Regions from separate parts of the Homo sapiens genome. Here region 1 is linked to region 2. Evidence: read pairs that join two places in POLR2A ChIA-PET (ENCODE). Cell type or tissue: A673. All regions are shown on one strand. Links, peaks and the distances in the headings refer to the core of each region. The heading gives the core; the rest is flanking DNA.

Region 1 (11,443 bases), core at 2,241-10,240, 410 kb before region 2:
TTAAAGAAATTTAAGTAATGGGACAGAAGCTATCCCATTTAAAGCCACATATCTTGAGAGTTTGTCGTATCTTGACATATATAATGTTGCCTTTCCCACTAACATGTAAGCTCCATCCAGGTGTTGATTTAGGTTGTCATGTTCACTGTTGTGTGTCCATTACTTTGAACAGACCTGGGCCTGGCCAGGATGGCACACATTGTTTGTTGGATGAATGTTCTCTGTCTCTAGTTCTTTTCCTGCTCTATTTGGACTCAATTCATAGTCTTTTCCTTCCTCGACTGATCAGCATTATTTGACATGGCTGATCATTATTTTTTCCTTGAAATAATTTCTTCTCATTCAGCTTGTAGAACACCACTCTCTCCAAGTTTTCTACCTAGCTCATTGGCCACTGTTTGATATTCTAATTGTTACTTATATATATAGTCTGTACAAGTTAGAGTGCCCTAGGACCTAGTCTTTGATCTAAATCTTGCACTCACTCCCTTAGTAGCCTCTTAGTCTCCTAGCATTAAACACTCTCTATTTGGTGATGACTGATATTTCTATCTCTGGCCTGGGCCTCTGAGGTTTATTGCAGGCTCACATATTCAGGAGCCTACTTGGCATCTCCACTTAGGTCATATAATAAGCAACGTATAAAACGAAACACCCATCCTTTTCCCTACTCCCAGACTGCTCTTCCCAAGTCTTCCTTGTCTCAGTAAATGGAGTAGCCATCCTTTCTGTTATTTAGCCTCCAAACCTTTGTCTTCCTCGATTCTTATTTTTCTCTCACCCCACATCTAATCTTATGAGAAAATATTATTAACTCTACTTTTTAAATGTCTAGAACTATTTTGCTCTTCATGGTTTACAATTACTTCCCTGGTTCAAATCCCTATTGTGTCTCACTTAGAATTTTCAAGTTTTGTAATTGATTGGCTTACTTACTCTCCACCTGTGCACAGCCAGAATCATCCTTTTAAGAAATGAAAAGATTATGCCACTCCTTTGCCCAAAATTCCAGTGGCTCCTGTCTCTGAATAAAAGCCAATTCTTAGATCAGCCTTGGCAAGTGAACAAAAACAAAATAATAGTAATGAAAACTAATCCTTAATTGGCCTATGGTAAGTGCTTCATGATTGGCCTCTTTTTTCTTTCTGTCCTCATGGCCTATATGACTGTCTCACTCTGCTCTGTTTGCTCCTACTGTGTCTTTTCTAGTTTGTTTCAGTCTTCTTCCACAGACTAGAATATAAACTCCATCAAGGTAGTTCTTTTTAAACATTTTGTTCACTGCTAAATTCTGGGCACGAGAAAAGCTTCTAGCACATAGTAGATACTCAGTAAATATTTGTTTATTAAATATATGTCCCAGCCTATGGACACAGTATCTATGTAGCAAGAGTCAAACCTGGCAGTAACTTGGAGCTGTGGTTGTAGCAAGAGTCAAACTTCGCAGTAACTTGGTTATCTGGTTACAGTAACTTATGATTGTGACTCTTTGTTGTCTTTGTGATTTCCCCCCAATTACTACCATAAGTGTTCGTTTTCTTACAGACATAAGTCACCTATTTAACTTGATAAATAAAAGGGAGAGTTATGGAACCACCTACTAACTTAGAAGTAGCCTTCAACAGTACACACCAAGATACATTATAAACAAAATGTTAATGTGGTAGACAGAGCTGGCATTTGCGTAAATATAGCTCAGGTTCATAGAGCTGCCCACCTGCCCTGATTCAGCTGACATTCATGCCATCTGGCATGGCTCACCTTAATATGCAACAGTGTTTGATGCATTATGCTTGTTCACTGTGGCGGCACCACAGTTGTTCCCATTGTTCATGTTATAAGAATAGAGAAAAAGGAGAAGTGACTAAGAAATTTCCCCAAGAGTAAATGCATTATGTCATACGTAAAGGTTCTGTGGCTTGTAAGAGAATTTAGCAGCATCAGTTTCCAAAATCGTGTTTCTTAATAAGTGGATATAAAATGGAAACATTATAGGGGCCTTCTGGCTAAAAAGTTATTTATTTAAGGAGGGGAATTGTAGGAACTCAGTCACTGCATCAAGAGTTATGCTGACTACTTATAAAATCTCATGATGCTATAAATATGAAAGCCAATTTACAGTTTTCCCTTTATATGTGGTACCCATTTCATTTTGGAAGAGAGCTATAGGTTTTCTTTTTTCTACAATCTTGAGTTTCCTTTGATACATATGTGAGGTAGATTAAAATTTTAGGTAGCTCTTTCTCCAAATATCAAATGTAGACAAAGATAAGGGGGGAAAAATTACACTTTTGAAGACCTTTTTTTTTTGGAATTAAATTGCCGACATAGATTTTTCAGTTTAGAATGTATCTTACCTTCCCAGGCTGTTGGTTTGAGTCATGCAGGTTCACATTGCCTCTGTGGTCTTTGACGTGGCCTCTAACAAAAGATTTAAACGTTTTTTAGGGGATCACAAGAATCAGGTGTTATTCTGGATCAGAAAATGCCTTCCCTCCAGCTGGAAAGAAAGCACTCCCTGACTGTGGGGTCCAAGAGCCCCCCAAGCAAGGGTTTGACATCTACATGGATGAACTAGAGCAGGGGGACAGAGACAGCTGCTCGGTCAGAGAGGGGATGGCATTTGAGGATGTGTATGAAGTAGACACCGGCACACTCAAGTCAGACCTGCACTTCCTGCTGGATTTCAACACAGGTAACTGACTTGCCTATGGTTGATGGCTGATGGTACCCTGTATTTATAACTGCCTGCAGCATTCAATAGCTAGTAACTAGCAAGAGAAAAACAGCAAGTAATAACTGTATTCACAACTGCCTGTAGAGGGTTAGTGGATTGAACAAATGTTTAAATTAAATGAGTTATCTGACAGTGTTGAACTCTTGCAGTTTCCCCTATGCTGGTAGATTCATCTCTCCTCTCCCAGTCTGAAGATATATCCAGTCTTGGCACAGATGTGATAAATGTGACTGAATATGCTGAAGAAATTTATCAGTACCTTAGGGAAGCTGAAGTAAGTTTTCCCACCTTCTACTTCAATCTTCAGGACCCGAGCTCTTATTACTAAGATAAATTATAAACTCTTGGTCCATAACCACTAGTGAATGGCACTCTTATGCCAGCTAAACATAAGAATATCTATGAAAAATAATAGTTGTGATGGCAAGTCGCAATTGCTTGGACTATTTCTACATGATTCAAAGGGTTTATATGTTAAATATTTCACTCTTAGGAATAATTCATATTGCCATTCTCCCCTGCCCCCCCAACCCCAGGTTAATTTGCTAACCAATTACTTTACAGAACCAGAAATTTACACTTTCTTCCTTGTTATGATAAAGATTTATTTGGCTCTGATCAGAATCTTTCCAACCTTTGCTTGTGAGATTTTTAAATAGCAACTATATTGTGGAATGATCTTTCTGAAATTGCAACTACTAAATATCAAAACCTTTTCCCAATCAGATAAGGCACAGACCCAAAGCACACTACATGAAGAAGCAGCCAGACATCACGGAAGGCATGCGCACGATTCTGGTGGACTGGCTGGTGGAGGTTGGGGAAGAATATAAACTTCGAGCAGAGACCCTGTATCTGGCTGTCAACTTCCTGGACAGGTTCCTTTCATGTATGTCTGTTCTGAGAGGGAAACTGCAGCTCGTAGGAACAGCAGCTATGCTTTTGGCTTCGTAAGTGTTCTTTCAGCTTGCATAATATGAAACTATCACTTGTCAAAACATGGAATTTTTGTCCTCTATTTCTTATTGAAGAAATGCAATGCTTGATAATTAAAACTAGTCATGTGTCCTTTGATAAAAGATCATCCTCTTCACAGGATTGACTGAGAAACTGAAACTTACCACATGTTTACTCTTCAATCACCTGGTTATGATTTATAGCAACAAGTTCAGTGTCATGACTAAGGCAGCCATCATCTCAAATTCAGGATCTAATTTAACTATTTTGCAGTGTAGTCTTTTTGCTATTTCCTATCTATTAAGTCCTATTTAAAGACAGTGTGGTTACAAAAAGCTATCTTCATGATCTAGCAAATGACCCATAATAACAGGTTTATTTGGTTACAGTGAATAAACTACTTCAACTGGTTCCTGTTACTATCATTCATTCATGAAAGTACCTAATTGTGTGGGAAAAGAGAGCTGGGTTGTGGCTGAGCTACCTTTAAGTGACCTGTTGCTGAGTGGTAGTTTCTTTTCTGTTCTTCTGGTCTCAAACATTCTATTGTTAATGCAGAAAAACTTGCCAAAATTCCCCTAAAGAAAGTAGAAACAAAGGCAGAAGGAAAGAATTGATCATAGTGAAATTATATCATTATGTCTCTTGGCTATAAGCATCATTTGCTAATTCAGTGGACAAAGTTGAACAGCATCTTTTTAAAAACTAGAGGCCTGTGGAGTTTGTTTCTATCACTGTGTTGATCTTAACACTTTTTTCTATGAAGTGATTTGAGGTCTGTAGAATGTGTAGGAATTTACCTGTAGTGTCTGTCATTCAGAATCTTTCAGTGTATCACAGGCCCAAACCTAAAATTCTTGGTTGGAAATTGTTTCTGTTACTACTCCTAGCAGTAAATATAACCTATCCTTGTGATAATCATGTTCTTGGTCCAGAAACAAGCTCCTAGTACTTTCATAGCCCTGAGTCATTTAGTGGTATTTAAGTGGATATGTGGCTGCAAAGTAAGTCTGCAAGGGCCATGCGGAGAGGCGTGGCTTATGGTAGCACAGGAGTAGAGCCAAAGGTTCTAAGTTTTACTTCTGAAAACTCTTCCTTTCCCAGGAAATATGAAGAGATATATCCTCCTGAAGTAGACGAGTTTGTCTATATCACCGATGATACATACACAAAACGACAACTGTTAAAAATGGAACACTTGCTTCTGAAAGTTCTAGCTTTTGATCTGACAGTACCAACCACCAACCAGTTTCTCCTTCAGTACTTGAGGCGACAAGGAGTGTGCGTCAGGACTGAGAACCTGGCTAAGGTGTGTATGCCGCGTGATTTCTAGGAACTTCCAGTGCCAAGGAGCGTAAAAATCAACCTTTCCCAATCATCCTTCAGTTCTTTTTTCCTTTTCAGTTTTCTTCCCACAGGCCCAGAAAAACTGTTCCAGTGCTGAAAAAGAGCTAATTTTAAGAACCCAGCTTTTGGTTATAAGGCATTACTATTGACTATATTTGGCAGGCACGGGTTGTCTAATCACCCAACTATTTAAAAATTTAAGCTTGGAAACTGTTCTCTTATTGGATACAGACCACATACAAGCAAAACCTCCTAGGTTTATAGAGTGGGAACAAAGTAAATCTAGTTTAATAAGGTTTTAGTCTCATCCTAATATATTAAGTAATGAGCATTATTTGGTTGTTTGGAGTTACAGAACTTTAGTTGAAGGCATTGAAGTATTGCTTTGGTCAACTGGGTTTCCAGTGACCATAATCTAGGATATCTGGTATTTATGTGCTGTGCAAAGGGTAATAAGGATGTCCACATGTTTTACTATGTTTCTTCTAATATGAGATATTCCCACTGGTGCTGTCCTAGTCTCTGAACTGCCTGATAGATTAATAGCTTTAATATTTTTGTCTTTTGGCTAAAATCTCTGTTCCAATTCCAGCTGCCAGAGCAGTACCACTTTATCTCAGCATAAACCTAAACTATTAGCATAAGAAAAGTAACCTATCACCTATACTTTGAGTAGGCCAAATACTTTTGTATTGACATTTTACCAAAACATAAATGTTACTGTTGTTATAGACAGGCATACCAATTACTAACCCAGTAAGTAATTTTGAGCATCTATTTTTGTAGATGCCGACTGAACAAAGATAAGATACCATTTATTTCCTTGCCATTTCCAGGCTTACTTGTGACCTTAGTCACATTTCTAATTCCAATGTGTTTTCTTCTCTTGTGCTTAGTACGTAGCAGAGCTGAGTCTACTTGAAGCAGATCCATTCTTGAAATATCTTCCTTCACTGATAGCTGCAGCAGCTTTTTGCCTGGCAAACTATACTGTGAACAAGCACTTTTGGGTAAGATTCTAACTTCTTTCTAGATGAAATTCAAGGTCTATCTAGAATGGGCTTGCCTCTTATGAGGGCAAGTTAGTTTAATAAGGATCTGGTCAACTTGACAGCAGACCACAACATGCCACTGAGTCTTCCAGGTCAGTCATGATGGCTTTGACTCAATGGCTTCACTCTATGAGGACTGAGATTGCAGGAAGTCAAGGAGACAGCATCACATGCTCCTTCAACAGAAGCAGGCCTGGGAACCTCAGTGCCCACTGTTATTCAGGGAGGGCCCTTGAGGTACAATCATTGACTGCTTCAAGCAAAAGTTGTTGACTTTTACCTTCTATATTAAAAACAAAAACCTAGGTCCAATTAGGATGGCCAGAAGATTGCACCTCAGGCTTTCAAGACAACAGGGCAGTAAAGTGTTGCCTCTTGCCCAAGAAGGTGGCAACATCAGAAATGGACCCCTAGGTTTGGTTCTGAAGGCTCACTGTTGTACTAAAAGAAGTGGGGTGTCTACCCTTATTTTCATGAATGCTTATGTTTTTTTCTGCTGCATTTTCTTTTTTTAAAAATTTTCTTTTACTTTTTTTTAAGTAATTCTTATTCCAGCACTGCAGTGTTTTGACTAAAAATTTTTCATGTTGTGTACAAATAGAATGGTCAGGCAAGCAGGGCTCTATAAGGACCAGTAAAAATTTCACTCATGAGGGAACAAGGAAAAAGTGATCCAGCCCCAAATTGAGCATTATAAATTTATAATATGAGAAAATTTAGAGCCTTGGCTGTTCTTTCTGATATTTTACATCTAAAATCTCTGAAGGGGGTTCTGGTCTCTTTCGAGATGAATGTGAATATTTACTAAGGGACTAATTCCCTTTATTTCAAATTGGTTATCTTCGGATATCTAATATAAAGTTATGTGAAGCAATTTTTTTCTTTTGTCTTGATTAGCCAGAAACCCTTGCTGCATTTACAGGGTATTCATTAAGTGAAATTGTGCCTTGCCTGAGTGAGCTTCATAAAGCGTACCTTGATATACCCCATCGACCTCAGCAAGCAATTAGGGAGAAGTACAAGGCTTCAAAGTAAGTCACTGACATTTTCATATCTTAGCTCTCTATTTAAAGCTTAATGGGTTATAGTAATGGTTACTAGATTAAAAATAGATTAAATTGTGTATCTGGTGCCAGGTTGGAAAAGTAAGGGTACGTGTACAAATTTACAAATAAATTTGAAAAGACCTAGATTTATAATTTGTCAGCTTTTAATACTTGTAGTCAGCCAGCTTCCTTCCTTCCATTCTGTTAAAACTACTGGAAAGTTTTCTGTGACCTGAGATTTTATCAAACCAAAGTCCTTGGCTTGTGCTGACCTTGCTTTGGGTCTTGTTTCAGGTACCTGTGTGTGTCCCTCATGGAGCCACCTGCAGTTCTTCTTCTACAATAAGTTTCTGAATGGAAGCACTTCCAGAACTTCACCTCCATATCAGAAGTGCCAATAATCGTCATAGGCTTCTGCACGTTGGATCAACTAATGTTGTTTACAATATAGATGACATTTTAAAAATGTAAATGAATTTAGTTTCCCTTAGACTTTAGTAGTTTGTAATATAGTCCAACATTTTTTAAACAATAAACTGCTTGTCTTATGACCATGTGTTAGATTTATTTACTAATTATCATGGCTGACATATTCGTCTGGAATGTTTGTTGAGAGTATTAAAAGTGTTATGTCTATTTCAAATATTCTTCAAAACTGGTTTTGTAAACGTGGCATGCTATTAGGATTAAGTATTCCAAGGCATCCAGGGATATTCATGTTTGGTAAATGGCCGCTTTGAGGCTTTTTTCCTTCCTGTCTCTTTATTCCCCAGGTAGCTCGCCATAGATTAGTAAAGGAAGGAAGGGACAGCGTAGACAGATGGGTGAAGAGATTTGAATATGCGCTGCCTGCTCTAGCTTCACTCTACCATCCTAGTCAGTAAGACAGGGGTTGAGGCCCAAATGTAGTCACATAGCTCTTAGAGGTCACTGACATTTAATTCTAATCCAAGGATAGCATGCTCATTTGTACAGGGCTGCTATTATGTCTATGATCAGGTTTGATTTAGGCACCCATTAAGCATATATTTCTGTCTTAGAAGATGCTTGCTTTGGGAGGTAGAAAAGCAAATTTCACCTTCGGAAGGAACATCAGAATAATGAACCCAACCCACCAACTGTGTCTCCTGGGAGACCTCTACCCTAAGCTTTGGTATGGCTTGAATTATTCATGATCTTTCATGATCTACAGTTTACTTCACTAATCTATATATGTTTTCTCTTCTCTTCTCTTCTCTTCTCTTCTCTTCTCTCCTCTCCTCTCCTCTCCTCTTTTCTGATGAAGTTTCAGTCTTGTCACCGTGGCTGGAGTGCAGTGGCATGATCTTGGCTCCCTGCAACCTCCGCCTCCCGGGTTCAAGCGATTCTCCTGCCTCAGCTTCCCGAGTAGCTGAGATTACAGGTGTCCACCACCACACTCAGCTATTTTTTTGTATTTTTAGTAGAGACAGTTTCGCCATGTTGTTCAGGCTGGTCTTGAACTCCTGAGCTCAACTGTTCCACCTGCCTCAGCCTCCCAAAGTGCTGGGATTACAGGTGTGAGCTACCACGCCCGGCACACCTGGCTAATTTTTTGTATTTTTTTTTTTTTTGTAGAGGTGGGTTTTTTTGCCATATTGTCCAGGCAGGTCTTGAACTCCTGGGCTCAAACCCTTGGGCTCAAGTGATCCACCCACCCACCTTGACCTCTCAAAGTGCTGGAATTACAGGCGTGAGCCAATGTGTCTGCCCAGCACTTACGTAGGCTACAAGATGGGTAAAATGGAAAACAAAACAATTGTTTAGAATTTCTTCTAAAGATTGGAAGGAAAAATGAGTAGATTTGGCCTTGAGGGTGGGTGGTGCTTTTTGGGGATTAAATGTGAATTTGCACTGTGCTCTTGTTATCACCAAAATTAGTTGCCCTGGACCAGTAGTTCTTGAGCTCTCTGGGCTATGTGTGCCTCTGCAGAGGGGCCTCTGGAGAGGGGACTCCATGGGGCGGTCCCGAAGACATGATTTGCTTTTTCTATCTCCAAAACCTCTCAAGGAGATAAGAAATCCATGTCTTCTAGATTCCTTTACATAGAAGAGGTTACACTCAGGCACGTTTTGGTGAAATGGATATAGATGAAATTCACTGCAGATTTTGTTTCTTTCAAGCTCTAATGAAATTATAAACATAAAAATACAGCCACATTTTATGAAGTCTTTAAAAAATTTTTAAGTACCCACAAGTTCTTAAAAGATTTTAACATTCCCTCCACCCTGCTTTTTTTTCCCAGCAGATAAACATTCTCAAGGTGTCTTCATTTCTGGGTCCAGTGAAGAAATTATTTCCCTAAATGTTTTGACATTTATTGCACACAGTTCACAAAGGGGATACAGGACCTGTATTAATACTGAATTCTGTTTTTATGTTATATGATTAATAACTCGTTATTTCATATTCTAATATATGACTATGTATGTTTCTGTTCACTGCATGAACAAGCTGAACTTTCCAACTATCCTTTTGTACTTCAAAAGGATGACAGACAAATTGCTTCCTCCCAAGTGGGGAGTGGGAGAGGGCAGTTCTGTTTTTTGTTGTTGTTGTTTGTTTATTGTTTTGTTTCTGAGGCGGAGTCTCCCTCTGTTGCTCAGGCTAGAGTGCAGTGGGACAATCATGGCTCACTACAGTCTCGACCACCGAGGCTCAAGTGATTCTCCCACATCAGCCTCCCGAGTAGCTGGGACTAAGGTGTGTGCCACCTGTGTCCAGCTTGAGGGCAATTCTGGGTAAGGTTTTGGTGGTAGAAGTGCTGTGTTTGTCCCTTTCAAGCCTTAAGGCTTTGGACTTGGCTAGGGAAGCTTCCTCTCATCCTTTACACACTTGTATTGGCTGATCACTTTCCTGTGATATGTGTGTTTGTTTTGAAGTGGACCCAGACACAATAACATTTTCTTTCACTGGTAGTATTCTTACTTTACAATGATTTGTGTCAGCTAGAGGGGACCTTGTAGAAATAGGTTCTCCACTGTGAATTATTTTACAAAGGAGCTTTTGTTTCTAAAACCAAATGCAAAATTTAGACTCAATTACAAAAACATATTATAGGACTGAACACGTAACTTTTATGTTCTTTGCTGATAGTGGTTTGCCCAAACCCCGTTCCATCCCACAACACACACACCCACTGATTGCGAAGGCCTGACCCTTATCTTAGACTTCCCTTTCTTAGTGCTTTTTTATGTCTCTGAAATACTTTATCTAAAAATAGAAATATAACCATCACCTGTGTATCTCCCGCCCAGTTTCAGAGGGAATAGCAGCCTGCATGTGCCTTCTTTTCATTGTTTTTCTTCCCTGAATTTGGTGTTGATCAAATCCGTGCATCATTTTTATACAATCTTGTGCCATATAATGATGTTTTGGTCAACAATGATTTGTGTATATGATGTGGTCCCATAAGATTATAATACTGTGTATTTTCACTGTACCTTACCTGTATTTAGATATGTTTAGATACATAAATACTTGCCATTGTGTTAGAGCTGCCTACTGTATTCAGTACACTAACATGCTGTAGAGGTGTGTAGCCTAGGAGCAAGAGGCCATACCACACAGCCTAGGTGTGGAGCAGACTATCCCACCGAGGTTTGTGTGAGTACACTCTATGATGTTCACACAGTGATGAAATTGCCTAACAATGCATTTCTCAGAACATATCCCCATTGTGAAGCGATGCATGACTATACATCATAAGAATGTGTCCATAAACAATAATGTTTGTTTTTAAAATGTAATGGTTATTGACTCTCACATCCTTCAGTGATAGGGATCTTAGGTGGCATTGTTTTTTGAGATTATATGAATAAGTAGAATCCTAGTTATTTATACTATTGTATTGTCTTATATGACTACACCATGATTATCTGTTCTGTTGATTTTCCCACATCTTCCTACCCCACTCCTTGTCAGCCAGCAATGGAAATTGGTTCAGACAGGGCTGTGGGTGTGGGAGTGCCATACCTGTCTGCCTCTGCAGGCTTTTTAACCTGTGACTTCAGACAGATCCAGGCCTTTCTGAGGAACTCATGCATGATCATGAACGTAGGGGCTCCTATTGAAGTGAGCCATGAGAGAGAACTATAGGAAAAGCATTTGCCAACCTTTTATCAGGAGCAAAAGCCCTAGAAATTATATGGATATATTCAAACTGTTCAGTTTCTGTTTTCCCAGTATGTTTTTGCCACCAGAGTTAAAATATCTAGACATTTTACCACTAAAACTTGGAAACGGACGTGTATACTCTTTGCTGAGAGTGCCCTTGCTGGTGCCA
Region 2 (11,443 bases), core at 1,624-9,623:
TTGAGTGCCCTCTGGTGCTTACCCAAAGCTTTCTAAACCTCAACCAAACTCGTAGAGATAAAGCTTATAAGCAGTGGGACAATTTGGAGCCTTAAACTCCCAAATTCTCAGATGTCTTCCAACATGATTTTCCAAAGCAATCTGTAGCATGTCTGGAGCAAGGATGGGGGGATCATGATTCAGGGGGCCCCAAGGAGGGTCTATCATAGACTGTTGCTTTTTAAAGTAACTAGTAGCAATGCTTTAAATTGTCATTGTAGATTTAAGAACCTGTAGTTCAAATGTCTCAGTTTAGTATGCAAAACCCTTTACCTCCAAGCTCCTGCCTATTTCTGCCTCTCTCCTTTATGTCAAGCCATCATGATTTATATGGTATAATGCCAATGGATCATTGTTTCACAAAAGTTCTTTCCATTCCTTTTAGTTCTTTTCCACTCCTTCAGCAAGTTGAAGAGCCCTCTCTTGTCCTTCAGCACTGAGCTTTGTATTTCCTTTTTATGCCAAACCAGGAGAAACAAATAGGAACTCTGCCAACTTTTGTTTGCAAACCCCTTTCACGGTAATCTATAATCTCACAAACTCCCTTAGAAAAAAATCAATTTAACATTTTTTCATGGTGTATGAAAGAAATGATTTTGTTTAAAATATTTTATTGCATATCAACATGTTTCAAACATTGTACTATAATCATTTCAGTATACCCTTCAGTATTTATTAAGACAAATTTCACTTTCCACATTCATTTAGTGATGGGCTATATTTAATTTGTTTTAAAATAATTGGGTCAAGAAAAGCAAGTGTGTTAACAAATGAATTGTAAAATGGTATTGTATTTAGCTTGAAGACCGAATGTATAAGAAAGTATATGCTGTTATGGCATCAAAAAAGACAAAACACTTTTACAGCATGATGTTCAGAATATTTGAAATTATGCTTAAATATCAATGGATTATTTTGATGATTTTTATTTATTTTTAATTTTTTATTTTTTTGAGACAGAGTCTCGCTCTGTCGCCCAGGCTGGAGTGCAATGGCACGGTCTCGGCTCACCACAACCTCCGCCTCCTGGGTTCAAACGATTCTCCTGCCTCAGCCTCCTGAGTAGCTGGGATTACAGGCACCTTCCACTACGCCCAGCTAATTTTTGTATTTTTAGTAGAGACGGGGTTTCACCATGTTGGCCAGGCTGGTCTCGAACTCCTGACCTCAGGTGATCCACCCGCCTCAGCCTCCCAAAGTGCTGGGATTACAGGCGTGAGCCACCACCGCTCCTGGCCTGTTTTGATAATTTTTCCTTCCTAAATGATGAGACTAGAGAGAAGTTAGCCTGCCACTTGCAAGCGTTCTCTTCAAAGAACACGTTGCAGGTGTGAATTCTCTTTGGCTTAAAAACCAAACTGAATATAATTTTCCTTATATTTACTCCATTTAACATTGGCATTTAGATTAAGAGTCATTCTGAGGCCTTGCCTAACATTTTTATTAGATGTATGCAAATAATGGAACCATCAGTGATCATGCGGAGGTAAACTTTCAGAATTAGTGTCTGTTAACTTGGTGTTATAACATCAAAATTCTTTATGCTTCTCATACTCAAATTCACATTGTGAAAATAAATACTTAGAATAAAAGCAATTTTAACTGTTTAATTGCTAAAACTACTTTTCCTTGCTACTGCTATGCAGCTGGATAACTATTTCCAAAATAAATCACAAGCACGCTTTTCTGATCCCTATCTGCTGTGCATGGTTACGTGATATGCAGTTGGAGGCCTGCAATGCTTTTTTTTTTTTTTTTTTTTTTTTGAGACGGAGTCTCGCTCTGTCGCCCAGGCCGGACTGCGGACTGGCAATGCTTTTTATTTTGAAAGGAGAAGCTAAATACTTTCGGATATTTTTAAAGAAAGAGCTAAAAATAACTACCATTTCTGCCTTTACAATGTGATCCCCAAAAGCCTTTCTAAACAAACAGTAGCTGGAAAATGCTGAAAATGAATAAATGGAATCCCTGTCCTTAAAGACATCCCAGCCTGGCAGAAAGATGGATAAGTAAACAACAGTGGGGTGCAGGAACTGATACTGACCATTGATGGGCACAAAGTATTATGGGAACACAGACAGCAGGCACTAACCTGCTTTAGGAATGCCTGGGATGATTTACTAAGAGAACTGCCGTGAAGGATGGCAACTTGGATCGGCCCAGAAGCCTTCCCTGGTACTCACCCAGGGCCTGATGTAGATGTCACTCGGTGGTCCCAGCAGCTTGTCACAGCTGACAGCACACTGCTTATTATTGGTTTACTTGTTCACCTTTCTCCACAAAATGGTAAGCTCCTTAAAAGTAGAAACTTTGTCATTGTATCTACAGTGCCTGCTGATGCATAAGAACTATCTGACAAGTAAATATAAGGAGTCTAGGATGATGAAAATACTTCTTCTCTAAGACGGGCTGATGTTTAAAGACAGTATTTTATGTCTGTACCATGATATGTTTAAAGAATGTGTATTCGTGTTTGAAATGCCAATACCAAATATTAGATGCAAGCACAGGGTCGGGAACCATGGGAGACAAACAAGACACAATCACTGCTCTCCAGAAACTTACAGTGTAAACTGGAGGCTTCACGGTCCCCACCAGGATCTAAACAGGCATATCTTTCATGTGTTTTTATTTTGGAGTTCCACAAAACACTTTTTTTGAATACAGAGCTCCATTTCGTTAAAAAAATTGACAACTCTGATCAAGTAAATAAGAAAGCTGCTTATAGGTAATAGAGTTTCCCCTTCCTTTTTAAGATTAGAAGGAAATTTAGATGAAAGGAATTGAGAATTTACATTTTTAGATGATGTGTTCATATTTCTTTGGATTTCATCTTAGTTTTCCCTCACCAGTTGCCTTTTAGCACCTTTCTAATAGGCAATCTGTAGCAATGTACAGATGTTTACAATAATGAAAGTGCTCATTCTTTCCTATATACTGCAATATCACGTATTTGCTACTATCCAGAAAAAGGTTCTACATATATCCTTTCTAAAGTTACTGTGAAGTATCTTCAAGAACTATACTTCATGACGGTTATTCTAAGGTGTTTAATTCAAAACCACTACCTAATTTCTCTATAGCATGTGGAATTTAACATCCCATTTTCAAAATAGAATGGTTTAAAATTAATTGACTTAAGGAGCTGCAGACCCACATACAGTGAATCTTCTATGAGGTTTACAGGAAAAATGAGCCAAAAGACATATAAGTACAGTATTCTTTATTATAAACAATCAGATAACAGTATAAGTGTGCATTTGATGGATAACCGAAGCCAAGTTATTATAATAGAAAGCATGACTTCACTCAAATAGACAGTTTCTTTGTTGTTGTTAATCTGTTTTACATTAATTTGAATTTAACATATGCTAGGATCACCTAAACTTGTCATACAGTTCTGCTATTAAAATCGTAACAGGGAAAGACAAAATGTGAAATGCATGTTATATTTTGCTTTATTTGTTGAATATATATGTGTGTGTGTGTGTATATATATATATATATATACACACTAAATATTTGGGACACAAAGTTAAGCAGGTGCTTACAGTCTATCAAGTGATATTTATGAAATGTTTTTGTTGCTGTTTTGTTGCTGTTATGGGAACATCCATATCCTTAGAAGACAATAAAAAAGAGGATTCTAAATGCTAGATGGTTGGCTAACTTCTCCTGATTTATACTGAGTGTAAAACAAAACAAAACAAAACATAAGGTATATGTGTTAAGTAGTGACATCTTTATAGTTCCAAAGCACTCGCAGCTATTAAAATATCATCTAGCTAAAACAAACTTTTCACAATTTTTTAACAGAAAAATAATAAACCAACAACAAAAACTGATCAATGTTCTGGGTCTTGTGAGCAGACCGAAATGTTACTACAGTGTTCTCTATTGTGTGATCCTTGTCCGTGGCAACCTTAAACGTGTGCTGCAGTGCTGATGTATTTATAGGCTTAGCATGTCTGCTTTATTAGTTATCCTGGAAAGAATGCTATTCAGTTTTTTTTTTAATGTCTACATCAAGGAATGAATGCTAAATGAGCCCATTTAGCAGCCTGAAATCAAATACTGCATTTATTTTTTGAAACTCTTGGTAGCAAAAGAAAAAGCTGATTAAAATATGATTGTGTTACAATGACTAAAGGGTTAACTTCTCATTAATTCTAAATTCTTCAAAATGTACAAGCATCATAATAAAGGCTTTTGATGAGACATGACTGGTGATGATCATATGTGCCAATTTAATAATTTATTTGTCACAGAAAATTCAGATTCACTGCAATATTGTGTTCTGGCTTCCCAAAGCTGCAGGGAAATACAAGTTTTTTGTTTCTTGATTTTTGTTTAGAGACAGGGTGTCACTTTGTCACCCAGGCTAGAATGAAGTTGTATGATCATAGTTCACTACAGCCCCAAACTCCTGGGCTCAGATGATCCTCCCGCCTTGGCCTCCCAAAGTGCTGGGACTATAGGAATGAGCCACTGCATCCAGATTTTTTTTTTGTTTTTAATGTCATTTATGAGCCACCAGTTTAGATTAATTCTGTAAAGGTGTAAGATTACCAGAGGAAGCCGGGCGCAGTGGCTCACGCCTGTAATCCCAGCACTTTGGGAGGCTGAGGCGGGCGGATCACAAGGTCAAGAGATAGAGACCATTCTGGCTACCATGGTGAAACCCCGTCTCTACTAAAAATATAAAAATTAGCTGGGCGTGGTAGCCTGTAGTCCCAACTACTTGGGAGGCTGAGGCAGGAGAATCACTCGAACCCGGGAGGCAGAGGTTGCAGTGAGCCAAGATCACGCCACTGCACTCTGGCCTGGTGACACAGCGAGACTCCATCTCAAAAAAAAAAAAAAAAAAAAAAAGATTACCAGAGGATAAGTTAGATAGCTGGTAGAGAGATCACGAAAGCTATGTTTGATCTCTGGAGCAAAAACTGTGTTGAAGTTCTCCCATGGAATGGTTCCCATACAAGATTCACCATATTAATGCCTTTTCTAAGAAAAGGGGACATGGAGAATTATTGGAAAACAGGGAAGAAAGGGGAGGAAAAAAAACAACTTTGAGACATGGAAGAAAAGTAGCATTTATACAAGGAATCCATTACCTGACTTTGCAGAAGAGTAAGGAAATAATTTCAAAACAGAGATAAGAAATCAATCACATTCTTTCAAGCAAAAGATGATAGATTACATTATTTTGTTTTGTTTTAAAAGTTCTGAAACATGAAGATGTCTGTACAAACAGATTCACTATTAGGTTCTCGGCTCCCTGAGGGCTGGGACTGTCTCTTATTTACATTTGATTCTACAGTACCTAACATTGTACCTGACACCCATAGGTAGGTGCACAATACATAGTTGATGAACCAATAAACTACAGATTTTTCTATACACTACATGGGCCATATATTACATTTTTCAATGTAAAATGTAATAATTCTTTTCTATGTGTATATATGAAAGTTTCTATTAGCTAACACTAGTAACTGTAAGAGGTGACAGTAGTAGCTCAATCATATATCTTTCTCACATGATCATTTCTACCTTGAATACAATTTAATTAGAAAAACTACCATGTGCACTAATGCTAGAAAGAGTTGAGATAAAATGTATAAATGAAGAAACTTCTTGGATTACTGAAGTGCTGTCTGTTACAAGCATAACTGCCATCTTAAATTGTACATTTTTAAAGAGGGTGTGAAATATTTTTCCAAGCAATGCAGTGTTTAGTGCATGGCAAGTATATATATGAAAGTACCTAGAAATTTGGGGGATTTTCCTCCCTCATCTAAAGTAAAATAAGAACAGGTTTTTAATATTGTGTATATTTTTAAAAGATGTCTTATTATTCAGTACCACTGTTCCCCAGAAATTGCAGATGATTATGAAATTATTATCACTTTCCTTGGGAATTTATTTCCAGGTTAGATAATCACTAGACACTAGGTTAAATAACTCATTGATCCAATAATGTGTCTAGATTTTCTCAAAGTCTTTACTGTTGCTTTAGTGATCTGCAAAGAGTTAATATTTGCCAAGAGGCAGGAAAACGTGGCGAAAGAGTGCCCTTCCCAGGAGACTGGAACGTGGGAAATGAGAAAGTGTAAGTCGACGTGTGATGCTTTTCTCCAACCTTTGGTTTCACCTGCTTCTTGACACAGGACTGAAACACAAGCTATTCTGGCACGCTGCGCAGACTCAAAGTTTGCAGGACTGCCTGACACGAACAACCAGCACGACAGGAACCTGGTCTCCTCTGTGGAAAGCAGGAGTCTCCCTGGGTGGCTGGCTCTTGGACCAAGTTCTGGTCTTATCTTGCAATCTGGGAAACAGCATTTCATGCTATTTTCATATTTATTTTCCCATATTAGACTCTGTTTTTACAGTGGTAGACTGAGGGAACATGACTTTTGGCTTCACAGTTTTTTTTCTTTTCCGATCACAGTTTGTTTAAAATGTACCACTGAATATGAGCACAGGAGCCCAGCTATAGGTATGTCAACCTTAGAAATAAAGTTTCTATGGCCTATCTCATTAATTCATTGTACAAGTTTGTTGTTTTTTTTTTCTTGCCAACAGCACTAAAAGTGACATCATTTAAACTGTAGGGGTTTCACTGCTTTGTTTCATCTGAGTGATATTTGCTTTAGTGCTGCTAATACCTGACTTTTGCTGTATAAACAGTTTCAATGTTTCTGTGAGGCCACACAACATGCTTTATAATGACACGGCTGACTAAAGCTGTCTTTTATTCTGCTAACACCCTTCAAATACTGTTGACAATATCGCCTCTCAAGTGTTTCCTCCCACAAAATCTGCTGCTTATAGCACAGGCACCAAAGTCCTGCTTTTCCAATTGCACTGTACTGGCATCAGGTTAACTAGAAAGCACAAAACAAACGGTGATTAAAAAAAATAAGAACAGTATACATTCTATGTATTTACACATGTTTTTAGAAACTTCAGTTGCAAATCTGAAATGATACAAGCCACTCCCTGCAATAGCCTCTATCCTATGGAAATGCAGCTTAAGACATGACTGTTAAGACACTGAAGAAATGGGGTTATGTGGAGAGCCCATCTGAGTCAGAACTTTGTCCAGCCACTGCAGTGGCCCATGAAGATGAATCTCAATCCAGCAGGGGGTGCTGGTGACATCCTGGCGATGATACTCAGCACCCCAACCCTGAAAAACAAGAAAGGAGCTGAGTGATGGTGCCACACTTACACTCAGCCTCCAGAGCCCCAGGCAGAGCTCAGCGGGGCACAGAGCCCACACCCCAGCGTAGCTCCTGAGACCTGAGAGGGAGAGAACATGGCCTCTACCTTCCTGTAAACACAGGTCAACTCTCACACCAACCAGATGCCTTCAGATGAATCCAAATCAGTGCATTCCCTCAGGGTTCACAACTGAATACTCGGATCTAGAGAGGTTCTGGCACTCCAGTCACACGGGAAGCACTGAAAAATCATTTTCCCTTCCACAAAGGAAGAAACTTGACCTTTTGTTCACCCCTTCATGCCCAGGACAGTGTCTTGCACAAAATGGTTACTGCAGACCAGTGACTGGACCTGAAAGTGGTAAAGACAGAACTGGAAGGCGCTCTTGGTTTTTCAGGGCTCATTATCAAAGCTTGCTTATTCTCTCTCTCTCTCTCTCTCTAGTTCAACTGGCAATTTCCCTTTTATCACCATTCAAAGGAGAGACAGTTAAAATTTTTTTTTTTAATTTGCATATTTTTCTCTATATGTTATATATCAATGAAAGGATATTTAAAAATGAAGGGAGATCACAGCCAAGTAAATCAGTTCTGTGACTGGGAGCAGTGATTCTCTGTAGAGTTTTTTAAAACTTGGATTTCAACACAACCATGCTGCCTGATCACATTTTACTTTCATGACTGAGAACCTCAAGTGGACCTGTGATGTCCCCGGCAGTCACAACCCACCCCCCAGTCCCTTCTCTCATGTCCCCCTCCTAGGTGATCGCTCCTCCCCACTAAAACCTGCAACCCCTTTTTCCCTGTCCATACCTGCAACTGATATTTATTTTGTATTTTAATGAGAAAAATGAATACATCAGAAATAAGTTTCCACAGGACCTGCATCCACATACTTGGCCTTTCTACCTCTTACCACAGATTAATTATTTGTGTTTCCAAATAAGCTGGTCCACCCATTAATGCACTCTCAGACCTGCCTTCCCAGAGACATCATTCCAGCAAATCTTCCCCTTCTCTCCTGCAATCTTTTGCGTCTACTATATCATTCCCGTCAACATATGAACACACTGAAATGTCTTCCACCTTCAAGATACTTCTCCACCCCCCACCAGCTACTGCCCTATGTTTTTATCCCATTTCTGGCAAAAACCCTCAGAAGAGTCATCCATACTAGCCATCTCAATTTGTCTCCTTCCATTCTCTCTTAAATCCATTCTGATCATCATCTCACCCCAGCCGCCAACAAAACTTTTCTTGTCAAGATCAAAAAAGGCCTTCATATTGTTAAAATGAATGATCAGCTCTCAGCCTTTGTGTTATGTGGGCAGCATTTGATTTAGTTCATCACATCCTCTCATCAATGCACTGTCTTTTCTCGGCTTCCAAAGCACCACACTTCTTGGTCTTATTACTACCTCACTGGTTGGTCTTTCTCAGTTTTCTTTGCTGATTCTGTCCCTTCTGTCCCATCTTTAAATGTTGAAGTGTCCCAGGGCTCAGTCCTAGAGCCCCCTTTCTTATTTATTTATTTTAATTTTTTTGAGATGGAGTCTGGCTCTGTCACCCAGGCTGGAGTGCAATGGTGCGATCTCAGCTCACTGCAACCTCTGCCTCCGAGGTTCAAGCGATTCTCCTGCCTAAGCCTCCCAAGTGCTGAGATTACAGGCACGCGCCACCACGCCTGGCTAATTTTTGTATTTTTAGTAGAGATGGGGTTTTGCCATGTTGGCCAGGCTAGTCTTGAACTCCTGACCTCAAGCAATCCACCCACCTTAGCCTCCCAAAGTGCTGGGATTACAGGCATGAGCCACCACGCCCGGCTCTTCTCAGTTTAAACTCAAACCTTTGGTGTTCTCATCCACACTTAGGGAGTTAAATACGGTCCCTTTGCAGACAATTCCCAAATTTGTATTTCAAGCCCAAACCTCTCTCCCCGAATCCAGACTCTTATATCGAACTGGCTACTCAGCAACTCCACTTGAATGCAACGGACATCTCAATTACACCTGCGTCTTCTCCATCTTGATTGAAGGCAACTAACTTCATCTTCCTCTTTTTCTCCCACGCCTGATCCGCCTTCACAATTCAGAATCCTTCCACTTCTCACAGCTGTACTGGATCCCTCCAGGTGGGGGCGACTCTCACCTGACTATTACTATAGCCTCCTAAGTGGTTTCCCTACTTGCAACCTTGCCTGTATAATATCTATCCTCCACACAGCAGGCAGGGCGATCCTTTAAGAATAGAAGTTAGATCATGAAAATGCTCTGCTCTGATCCCTGCAAAAGCTCGCCACCTCCTTACAGTCACCGCTGAACTCGTAGCAGAGGTTCAGGAGGCCTTGCTATGGTTCCCTGCGGCTGCTCTCATCTCACTTCCCCTGCTCATTAGGCCCCAGCCACACTGGCCTGCCTGCTCTTCAGAGTTTCCAGGTGTATGCTGTTGCCTTGCTCTTCCCTCTTCTTCTGCTCTTCCTCCAGGGGTCCCTGGGCCTAGCTCCATGTCTCCTTCCAGTCTCTGCTGACCTGTCACCTTTTCAATGAGGCCCACCCTCATGTGCAGATGACTCCACTGCCCCCGTGCTCCAATTCCCTTCACCCTGCCCCCAGACTTTCTCTTTCCATCCTTCTTCTGTGTTTTGGCTGTTGTTTATTATCCATCTCTCCTTCCTAGAATATTGGTTCCCTGAGGTCAGAGATCTGTGAGTAAACATTGGCATGTCCCACGTGCCTGGCCTGCACATGGCAGGTGCTCAATAAACATTTGTTGACTGACTAAGTCCTAGAATCAGTAAAAATCAGAGCTGAAAGAAACCTTAAAGAGATCTGATCCATCAGCCCAGTGGTAGCTACAGCTGCTCATCTCAAATGTTAAAAAAAAATGATCTATAGTTATATTTACTATGTATTTATTTTAAAAGTTCCTGCAGTATTAGGAACAGTTTGTCTTCTGTGTCAATTGTGTAGCTTTATGAATGTAAATGCTGCCTATCTGAGAAATGTATCTAGTTATTAGGAAAATCAGATTTCTATATAAGCTTATATTTAATCAGAGTGAAATAATTACCTATGAGATATTGGCATTTCATCCTAATTTTAAAAACACAGACCCGGAAAAAAAAAAAACTGTATGATTCAAATGATGCCCTCTGCCGTTTCTAAAGCAACAGAACATTTGAAAAGATTTCGAAGTTATTTGTTAATATAACTTTATAATATATGCTTTCAAAACACTAAATTTGAATGAAACTGCTTTGTCACCATGAAAGAGAAATAATTTCAAGCAGCTGTTTTTTAAAATTGGAAACTATATTGTTCTTACTTTTTAAATAATTACTAAAGTGATAATAAAAACATAATTTGAGTATAGAAAAATTATTTGTCATGGTAATTTTAAAGTGCTAATAAAATTTACTTTGAAAAAAATGCCTGGAACAAGCCATGCTGATTCCCTGGATGGAATCATGGCAGTAAGAAAACTGTCACACATACCCCGATACTTTGATAAGCCCATATTTTGAAATACTAGACTCATTTGCGAGTACTTTGCAACAGACAAAATAGCAGGTGATGAAACTGAAGGCTTTCACTTCCATATACAAACCCAGTTGTCTTTCCTTCCCACTAAGAAACTTCCTTGGTTCTCCAGCCTTCATAGCAACCTTAATAAGATTCGATATGAGAAATTCAACAAATATTCATCAACAGAACATATACTGCTCTCTGAATTAATCACACCCGTTTCTATTCCAAATTGTTTATACCTTTATAACACTACTTAGTTTATTATCTTGTATTAGAACCAACCCTGCCTATTTTTGTAGCTTATTCATAAATATTATCTCCTCCATGTGCCTGTATGCTTTCTAAGAGTAAGGAGAGTATCTTACTGAATTCAGATAAATTCACCAACATTCACTGAGTGATAACAGTGCTTGGCAATTGGAAGGATGGAAAAAATCTCTGTTGCACTAGTCCTGTAAAATTACTGTTGTTACTTTATCATCTGCATTAAAAACAATCAAATAGCCACCTTGTTTTTCCTCAAAAGTAATGTGTAACAATTTTCATATAATTGCTAAACAAGACAGTTTATACTCAAAGAGGAACTCCTCCTAAAAACAATAGAATTCAAAAAAATTGGTTTTGGGCTGGGCGCGGTGGCTCACGCCT

The links. Peaks named below come from ENCODE experiments on the same cell type or tissue, not always from the same donor. Only the 100,000 strongest peaks of a DNase experiment are listed, where the experiment ranks them.
Region 1: POLR2A ChIA-PET joins it to region 2 with 14 read pairs; 3 of 35 experiments call an interaction of 5 or more read pairs at or near these places.

Annotation. Positions count from the first base shown.
Region 1 is chr13:36,435,181-36,446,623 of GRCh38, forward strand. CCNA1 (cyclin A1) reads left to right here. Exons shown (of 9, transcript NM_001413923.1): 3 at 2,449-2,695; 4 at 2,887-3,011; 5 at 3,464-3,687; 6 at 4,799-5,003; 7 at 5,938-6,051; 8 at 6,991-7,124; 9 at 7,434-7,690. The coding sequence ends at 7,485. Among named protein-coding and RNA genes, the nearest start is that of CCNA1, 8.4 kb to the left of the region's middle. RefSeq lists an enhancer at 2,309-3,508. In A673, for the core only: no CTCF peak of the experiment used is centred there; no DNase peak of the experiment used is centred there.
Region 2 is chr13:36,841,586-36,853,028 of GRCh38, forward strand. SMAD9 (SMAD family member 9) reads right to left here. Exons shown (of 7, transcript NM_001127217.3): 7 at 3,246-7,234. The coding sequence ends at 7,091. Among named protein-coding and RNA genes, the nearest start is that of RFXAP, 28 kb to the left of the region's middle. In A673, for the core only: CTCF peaks have their summits at 7,178 (motif pointing right) and 9,396; a DNase peak (open chromatin) is centred at 9,416; H3K27ac peaks cover 4,921 bases.